2 separate regions of the Homo sapiens genome follow, and region 1 is linked to region 2. A link is an interaction called in ENCODE POLR2A ChIA-PET data of the cell type or tissue named here. Cell type or tissue: GM12878. All regions are shown on one strand. Each heading gives the region's core, and the rest is flanking DNA. Links, peaks and the distances in the headings are about the cores only. Region 1 overlaps HECW2 (HECT, C2 and WW domain containing E3 ubiquitin protein ligase 2). Region 2 overlaps STK17B (serine/threonine kinase 17b).

Region 1 (4,402 bases), core at 173-4,172, 230 kb before region 2:
TGGTATATTTGATGGGTTAAGTAGTGGACATTTAAATTGTCTCCAGTTTTCTCTATTACAAACAAATAGTGCTGTAATGAATAATCATACATATATGTATATATTTAAATCACATTAGTGTTTTGTCTTGCTTAATATTACGTTTAATTTTATTTCAGTTTAAACTAGTTAAAGACTAATGTCAGCTGTGTCCTGCAGTAGATTTCTGCAGGAAATCTGGCAGTTTAGGAAAGCTGTCTTCTTTATATCACACTAGACTTCTAGTCATGGTCCACAGAGAACCTTATCATGGGGATGTTGCCTTACTAATGACCCTTATAACCTCAGCTGGGTCTGATTTCTGGGAAACTCTTGCCCTCCTGGTAGGAGGCAAATGTCTGCTTCCTGACTTCCCAGAACTTTTCGTCTACTTTTATTTATTATAATATAAGGAACATTTTCTGGCTATTAATAGACTGGAACCTGCTTCTTTATAATCCTGACGCTATGAGAAACCAGTGACCTGCTTGAAAATTTCACTGTTGGTTGATTTTGGGTAGAATTTTATATGGACATTGATTTTACTTTATTTTTCTATACTGATTTACAACTTATTAACAGCTAAGGCACCAAAGCATTATGAAATGAAGATAAAACCTTCATAGAAGCTACTATCATAGTCCACATGGTTAGTAGGACATGCTGAATTTAATCATTTTTCTAGTAGGAGGGATGACTTTGTGCTGAACTGATCCTTAGACTCAGTGACGTGAGAACCATGTGGGGTGATTGGTGAGGTTCATGGTCACAGAACAGTGTCTTAAGGGACTTTAGACTTTCTAAAGAGCATCATGCTTTAAGCAACTGTGCTTATTGTAAATGGCAGCTGAGAAGCCGGGTAGGGTTTTCCTACGGGGCTTAGGTCAGGGGTTTTCTTACCCCAATCTAATCTTCAAGGGATGATTGTGAGGAGAAGCACTTCGGGAATGGTAGAGTGAGAACCCCCACCACCACATTCTGCTCCCCAAAAAAGCAATGAAAACACTGGAGAAAATTGCAAAAGTCAACTTTTTTAGAACTCTGGAAATCAGCCAAAAGCTTTCAAGTACATGAGGAGCATTTATTCAAGAAACAGGTTGAACTCAGCACAGTAGGCTTTGGCTGTGTAACATTTTATTATGACTTGCCTTTTATCATTCCTGTCTCCCCAGCTCTGCAATAACTGAAAACCAGAAGCTCTGCAACCATGGTAGTCATGAAAACAAACACACCTTACGAGCCACTAACGGCAGCAGAATGGGTTTGGAGCTTCCCCAAAAACCTCATCCCTGTTAGAGAATTGTCACTACCTGACATGTCTGGCAGCTCTCTGGAAAAGCCCCATTTGCAGGACTTTCGTTAACCTGGCTCATAGCTTCTTTGGTGCAAACAACCCTATCACCAGAACACTTTTCAAAAACAACCAATGACAGTTGTTTAACACTGCACTTACCTGAGGTGGCAATACCACTTGGGGCACATAAGGGACTAACAGAAAAAAACGGAAAAGGACAATATAGAGAAAGAGATGTGCATAGCAGGCTTTGAAAAGCTCAAATATATTCCTGGGAATTGGGAAAGCCAAATGCATACAAAGGGCTGTGTGCATACCCAGGAGAGACCTTATTTTCTTCTGTGCCTGACCTTCAGGCTCTGTGCAAGCAGGAAGTAAAAGTTAAGGCAGAGCTATAAACTGCTTAGAGTACTGAAGGAGTGTTCCATCAAACACACACAGCCCATCAGCAAAGGCTGGGGGACTTACTGATTGAGTGCATTTAAGCAAATCTTTGTGCATTTGTTATCCAACCACTGAGTGAACTGAGCAGGGACTTAAATAGCCACACAGGACAACTGCTTCACCCCTATGAACTTCTAATAGGGATATTTTCTTAAATAAGCAAAATGTCTTTATTATGCTTAATATTATACACAAGAATTATCTAATATTAAAATTTCACTGTTTCTCAAAAATAATTGATTTAAGCAAAATCCAGTTAACAATTTATTTATTATGTCACCTTTAATGTAGAGCAGTACCTTCTCCCCTCATCCTTTTTTTTTTTTTTTTGCTGGAGAATAGCATACATGCAGAGAAGTAAAATCATCATAAATTTATGGCTCTTGCATCTTCTCAGTAACACTCTTCCTTAAAGGTAACCATTGTCCTGACTTCAAACACCATAGGCTAATTATGTCTCTTTTATTGTTTTATTGAGGAATTGCACATATTTAGGAAAGTCCTTAAGGTGCCATAATCTTTTTGTTTTTTTTTTTTTTTTTTTGAGACGGAGTATTGCTCTGTCGCCCAGGCTGGAGTGCAGTGGTGTGATCTCAGCTCACTGCAAGCTCTGCCTCCCGGGTTCATGCCATCCTCCTGCCTCAGCCTCCTGAGTAGCTGGGACTACAGGCGCCCGCCACCACGCCTGGCTAATTTTTTGTATTTTTAGTAGAGACGGGGTTTCACCATGTTAGCCAGGATGGTTTCGATCTCCTGACCTCGTGATCCACCCGCCTCGACCTCCCAAAGTGCTGGGATTACAGGCATGAGCCACCACGCCCAGCCAAGTTGCCATAATCTTAAGTGTACTGTGTAATGAACATTTACGTATGTGTAGACCTGTATAACTGCCACCCAGATCAGGACATAGAGTATTCTCAGCACCTCAAAAGTCCTTCTCATACTCCCAATCACAGCCTCCTTAAGGCTTGATTGTAGGTTAGTTTTGCCTGTTTTTGAACTGTAAATAAAAATAGACTTATTTAGAGTGCATTAGTTTTATCTGACTCTTTTCACTATCATTTTTTCCTTTCATTTTTCACAGTGCCAGTGACAACTGTATCTGTTGTCCTTGAGAATGTCTCACATTCAGGATTTGTTTTTTTTTTTGCTCACTGGTATTGTCTTTTAACTTGTTCCACTGACTCCCTTATTTCTTATAAATTGGAGGTTAACCAAAAGGGTCTTGAATATCATCAAGTTAATGTTTTTCCCCAAGGATGCTTCTTTGGTGGTGCTGTGTACTTCATGTTGCATTCCATCAAAAGTTACACAAGAGTCTGACTGCCCCATTCTTCGTGATGCTAAGATTGATTAGTGGGTTCAAGTTGTGGCAGCGTAATGTCTTCGTTAGAATGTTTCTCATTGATTTTTTTGTCTAATGTTTTCAAATATATTATTTTCTTATGCATTGAAAAATTATGAATTTTGTAATTATCTTATTTCTTCTGTACTTATTTCCTGGAATTCTTATGTAAAAAGCACTTCTCCTCATGGCTTGTTAGTACCTTTGAAATACTGTTCATTCTGGAAAAGCAAAATGATGCTTAATTCTTTAATTTTCAATGACAGTTTTCAGAATATGTGGGCATTGGTGCCCTAGTTATTGTCAATTGTGACTAATGAGTTTTACTTTTATTTTATTTAGGGGCTACATATATTTTAATATTGCTATGAACTCGTGTTTAAACATTTTATTTTCATGTGTTCTAATGAATTGCAGGGTTTTGAAAATATTCTAATTGGGCCAATGGGGAAAGCTATACAAGAAGGTGTTTTAAGAGTAGTTTTATATTTTATCCCTGGTATCTCCACTCTGAACACTTATTCTCTCTGTAGGTAACCATTTGTGGTGGCTTCTTCTTTATCATTTCCGTGTTTCTTTTCATAAATAAAAGCACATTGTATGAAATTGTGTGTGTATGGGGGTGGTGGTGCAGTATATATGCTATTTCAGCCCTAGGCAATGGGAATTAAAGTGATTTAGCCAAGATGACAAAAAGATGACATGGTAGGGCCTGAATTTAAACTTAGGAATCTGACTTCTGAGCTTGGGTTTTTAACCACTCTGCTCTACTTATGGCAGTCCCATTGACTCCCAACCCAAGGAAAGGCCAAAGAGGAGACAGTTGTGATTTTGCTACTCTTAGAGTAATACGTGCAAAACTAATCTGAACACAGATTTAACAGTGGAACTTGTTTTTAAAATAATTGCAGAAATGCTTTGTGAGACTGCATCTGAGTAAACTTGTGCCAAGAAAATATATACTTCTTGATTTTCTTTCCTTTTTTTCTCTTTTGTATTTTGCTTGTTTGTTTGGTTCACATTTTCTAATTTGGCTTAGCAGTATTGACTTAATCTGCTGGTAAGAAACAGTGAGAAAAACTTATTTTAAGTGCTTTCAGATGTTGCAATTGTTATTGCATGAGAAATTTGTAAAATGGAAACTTTGCTTCATTCATGCATTAACTATGCTGAGGATATTTCAGGAAAATCTGCATGATATGGTTTGGCTATGTTCCCACCCAAATCTCATCTTGAACTGTGGCTCCCACAGTTCCCACGTATTGTGGGAGGAACCCAGTGGGAGGTAAGTGAATCGTGGA
Region 2 (4,402 bases), core at 74-4,073:
TAGCAATTTGGGAGGCCGAGGCCGGAGGATCCCTTGAATCCAGGAGTTCGAGACCAGCCTGGGCAACAAACTGAGACCCTCATCTCCATATATTAAAAAAATAAAAAATAAATAATTGTTTTTTTAAACCACACAAAAAATGTATAAACATGTATCCCCTGTACTGCAAAATCTTGCTCTCATTCCTATTCCTTCTGCTCTCTTCCAACCATACCTATGTAGCTAACCACATTTATTCATTCTGGCTCATTCTTTATATGTTTCTTCTTGCATATATAAGCAAACTTGTATATATTTAATATTCTTACTTACAGAAAATGTAGTATATATACTCCTTTGCACCTTGTATTTTTGTTTGTTTACTTAAGAATATATTCCAGAAATCATTCTACATTAGTTCATAGGCATCTTTTTGACTATTATTATGGCCAGTTTCTTAAATGGCTGCATAGTACTCTGTTGTATGGTTGGATCTTGCTTTAGTCGACCTTCTGTAAATGGGAATTATTATGGAGATGTAGCTTTAGAGTAAATTCCTAGAAGAATGATTGCTGGTCAAAGAGTAAATGCATATGTAGTTTTATTAGATGTTGTCAAATTTCCTTCCATATGAGCAGCACACAATCACTTTTAAAAGGCACTTTTTTGGCCGGGGGTGGTGGCTCACGCCTGTAATCCCAGCACTTTGGGAGGCCAGGGCAGGAGGATCATGAGGTCAGGAGATGGAGACTATTCTGGCTAACAGGGTGAAACCCTGTCTCTACTAAAAAATACAAAAAATTAGCCGGGCGTGTTGGCGCATGCCTGTAGTCCCAGCTACTCAGGAGGCTGAGGCAGGAGAATTGCTTGAACCTGGGAGGCAGAGGTTGCAGTGAGCTGAGATCGCACCACTACGCGCCAGGCTGGGCAATAGAGCGAGACTTCGTCTCAAAAAAAAAAAAAAAAAGGCACTTTTTTGATTTGTACATTTGCTAATTATATGAATCAATCTAGAACTTTCTTCTGGAACAACTATAGCCTCTTTTTGCTTTTGTGTTTTGTTTTGCCTCTACCTAACCTATTTTTTGAATCAGTTTACTTTTGTGAATTAATCTCAAATTCTTGCAACCTGCTTGTCACTTTTAACAATTATTAAAATCTTTCCCTTCTTATTTTAATACATAGTTCATAGGAAAGTATTTCATTGCCAGTTATGAAGTCTACATGATTGTTTTAGCCTTTTATTTCTTCAGAAAGTAATATAAATCTTACTTTTCTGGAAGGTAGTATTAGATCTATTTATACATATGGAGGAAAATTTGAGGATAATTGAGTCATTCCATCACCACTATCCATGAGACAAAGACTTTTCCATACCAAGTGTCTTTAAAGCATATTTGTAGAATTAAATAAAATATAGCTATACATATTAAAAATCTTTTTAAAAAACTTCTGGAAGGAAGGTATTATCTAATTGGACATACTAAGTTTTCAGTGCTGCATTTTGAGCAAATTAAAGTTGGTCATAAAAAATACTTACCTTTGGCTGGACACGGTGGCTCACACCTGTAATCCCAGCACTTTGGGAGGCCAAGGTGGGCGGATCTCGAGGTCAGGAGATCGAGACCATCCTGGCTAACACAGTGAAACCCCATCTCTACTAAAAATACAGAAAATTAGCCAGGTGCCTGTAGTCCCAGCTACTCGGGAGGCTGAGGCAGGAGAGTGGTGTGAACCCAGGAGGCGGAGCTTGCAGTGAGCCGAGATCACACCACTGCACCCCAGTCTGGGCGACAGAGCGAGAGTCGTCTCAAAAAAAAAAAACTTACCTTTTGGAGAACACAGAACAAAAACTTTGTCCTAGAAATAGTGAAAATCAAAAGGGGAACTTACATTCATCAGAGACAACTCTGAGATTATGTGAGAATGCTATTTTCTTTTTGTCAAGAAATTTTGTCTACTAAACATCTCTAAGTAAATATTAAGTACCCAACAGAAAAGGATGGAGACTGTAACAAAACATGCAAAACAGAAAGCCTTACCTTCTGGAATGATCTCAATCACCAGAGAAATAACATTTTAATATGATCTTAACAATTTCAACCATAACGTATGTTGAACATTTACACTCTGGCAGGCACTGTGATAGGCACGTTATCTGTATTCTCATTTGATTTTTAAAACAATCCTCCAAAAAGGGAGATTGGTATTCACATCATATGTCTAGTTAATATTCTAATGTCTTTCCATTCTAAAATCCCATGGACTTTGTTTCTCCCATTAGCATAGGAATATAATTTTAAAGAGACTCTTAATATTCAAATTTTAAAACAAGTTCGTTTTGATCACTGGAAATAAATGCTTATTTTAAAAATCTTTACCATGGCTTTTCAAAGCTATATGACTAGATTTGCATTTTATGGGTAATTGAGATATTACTTTGTTTTACTGAAAATCTTGGCTCTCTATAACTCACAGAAATCTATCATTTTTGATAGGAAAATATTCTGATTTTAATCTTTCATGTATTAACTTTATGTTATAGGAATATTTCTAAAAGATCTTCTCTACTTGCTGTTCCCTATAAAAGACAGATGTAGAGCTAGATAATATATAGCACATAGGTTTTCATGACTGTGTAACCTGTGCTAAAGTACTCTTATCACGTATTCTCACACATAGCACATGTATATATGCATTAGCAAGTGAACATAGATGCTGAATTTCTAAATTTCTTTTGTTGATATCCCTGCAAGGGACAAACTCTTTTTAGAGAGAAAGAGCAGAAGTCACCTGATTTATCTCCCAGGTCAATGATAATGATATAGGCGGCTTTTCTGACTGTAGATATTTTTCTTTTTCTTTTTTGTCTTTTTTTTTTTTTTTTTTTTTTTTAGTCACTGCTCTGGGTGACTGCTCAGGGTGGTTTCCTTAACAGAAGTCTTGTTTGCTACTCACTGCTTCTGTTTCTTTTTCCAATTTCTGCCAACTTCTGCAATTTGCTGCTTGTGTTATCAGTTCTTTCCCTCCTCTTAAGTCTTCCTAATTTTCGTATTTTCTGTAGCTCCACCTATGTTCCTCTGTTGTGTGAGAAATGGCAGTCCTACGAAATACATTGGTCAGCTTGTCAAACTAAAAGGAAGAGACAGTGTGATTGGCTGACAATCATAGTATTTTATTTGATCTTATTATTAAAACAAGCAAAAAACTCTGAGGATACTTTCCCTGATTATAAAAGTAACACCCATTCATTGTGTTAAATTTAGGAGATACAGAAAAGGGAAATCACATGTAAATGATGGTTACTTTATGATATGTTCCTGTATTTAAAAATTATTCTTATTTTTTGGTCTGTGCGTATGTACTTTTAGAGACAACATTTTGATCTACTGGGCATATTCTATTGTAACTCTCCTTTTTCACTTAAGAATATAGTGTGTGCATCTTTATATGTACCATATAGTGTTTCTAAAAATAGATTTTAATTTAGCAAAGACTTTAAAAATTTCCTTCAAAATCAGAGTTCAACAAAAAGTCCCAAAATTTGGAAAGGCGAGATGTTGGCTAGATTTGCAATTAATGTTTGTTGGCTCATTATAATAGCTGATATTGGCTGGGCCCAGTGGCTCATGCCTGTAATCACAGCACTTTGGGAGGCCGAGGCGGGCGGATCACGAGGTCAGGAGATGGAGACCATCCTGGCTAACACGGTGAAACCCAGTCTCCACTAAAAAATACAAAAAATTAGCCGGGTGTGGTGCCACGCGCCTGTAGTCCTAGCAACTCGGGAGACTGAGGCAGGAGAATTGCTTGAACCCAGGACGGGGAGGTTGCGGTGAGTAGAGATTGCACTACTGCACTCCAGCCTGGGCGACAGAGCAAGACTCAGTCTCAGGAAAAAAAAAAAAAAATAGCTGTTATCTATTGAATATTTACCGTGTGTCAGACACTGTGATAAGTATTTATTGAAACGATCTGCTTTGATTCTTCTAGGATGTTTGTGCTCAATACTTTATGTGGATTATCCAATTTAATTCTTAGACCATGAAGTAGGAGCTATTCTATTATTCACATTACAGTAGAAGAAACAGAGGCACATTTTGTCCCAGTTCACCTAGCCTAGTTAGTGACAGAGCTAGAGTGAAACCCAGGCAGTCTTGATTTCAGTAAGCACTCCTATATGCACCATGCTATCCTGTCTCTTCCTAGGCACTGGGAATTGCTTTCCATACTTTCACTTTACTTTCTTGTATTTTGTTTTTAATTTTAGAATTGGTGGAGTGTTCTGGTTATTGAAGTAACTTTAACGAATTTGTAATATAAAATGTTGGTAAATAATCATAAAGTATTCAAGAATAAATGTCTTACCTAAACAATTTATGTTGCTGTACAAATGAAGAATACACATCTATTTTTTATATAT

Evidence for each region. Peaks named below come from ENCODE experiments on the same cell type or tissue, not always from the same donor. Only the 100,000 strongest peaks of a DNase experiment are listed, where the experiment ranks them.
Region 1: POLR2A ChIA-PET joins it to region 2 with 5 read pairs; 1 of 35 experiments calls an interaction of 5 or more read pairs at or near these places.

What each region holds. Positions count from the first base shown.
Region 1 is chr2:196,377,583-196,381,984 of GRCh38, reverse strand. The region is part of intron 2 of HECW2 (HECT, C2 and WW domain containing E3 ubiquitin protein ligase 2); the gene reads left to right. Among named protein-coding and RNA genes, the nearest start is that of HECW2-AS1, 120 kb to the right of the region's middle. RefSeq lists enhancers at 1,451-1,590, 4,305-4,402. In GM12878, for the core only: no CTCF peak of the experiment used is centred there; a DNase peak (open chromatin) is centred at 1,766; H3K27ac peaks cover 3,780 bases.
Region 2 is chr2:196,148,652-196,153,053 of GRCh38, reverse strand. The region is part of intron 3 of STK17B (serine/threonine kinase 17b); the gene reads left to right. Among named protein-coding and RNA genes, the nearest start is that of STK17B, 21 kb to the left of the region's middle. In GM12878, for the core only: no CTCF peak of the experiment used is centred there; DNase peaks (open chromatin) are centred at 1,848 and 2,957; H3K4me3 peaks cover 231 bases; H3K27ac peaks cover 2,377 bases.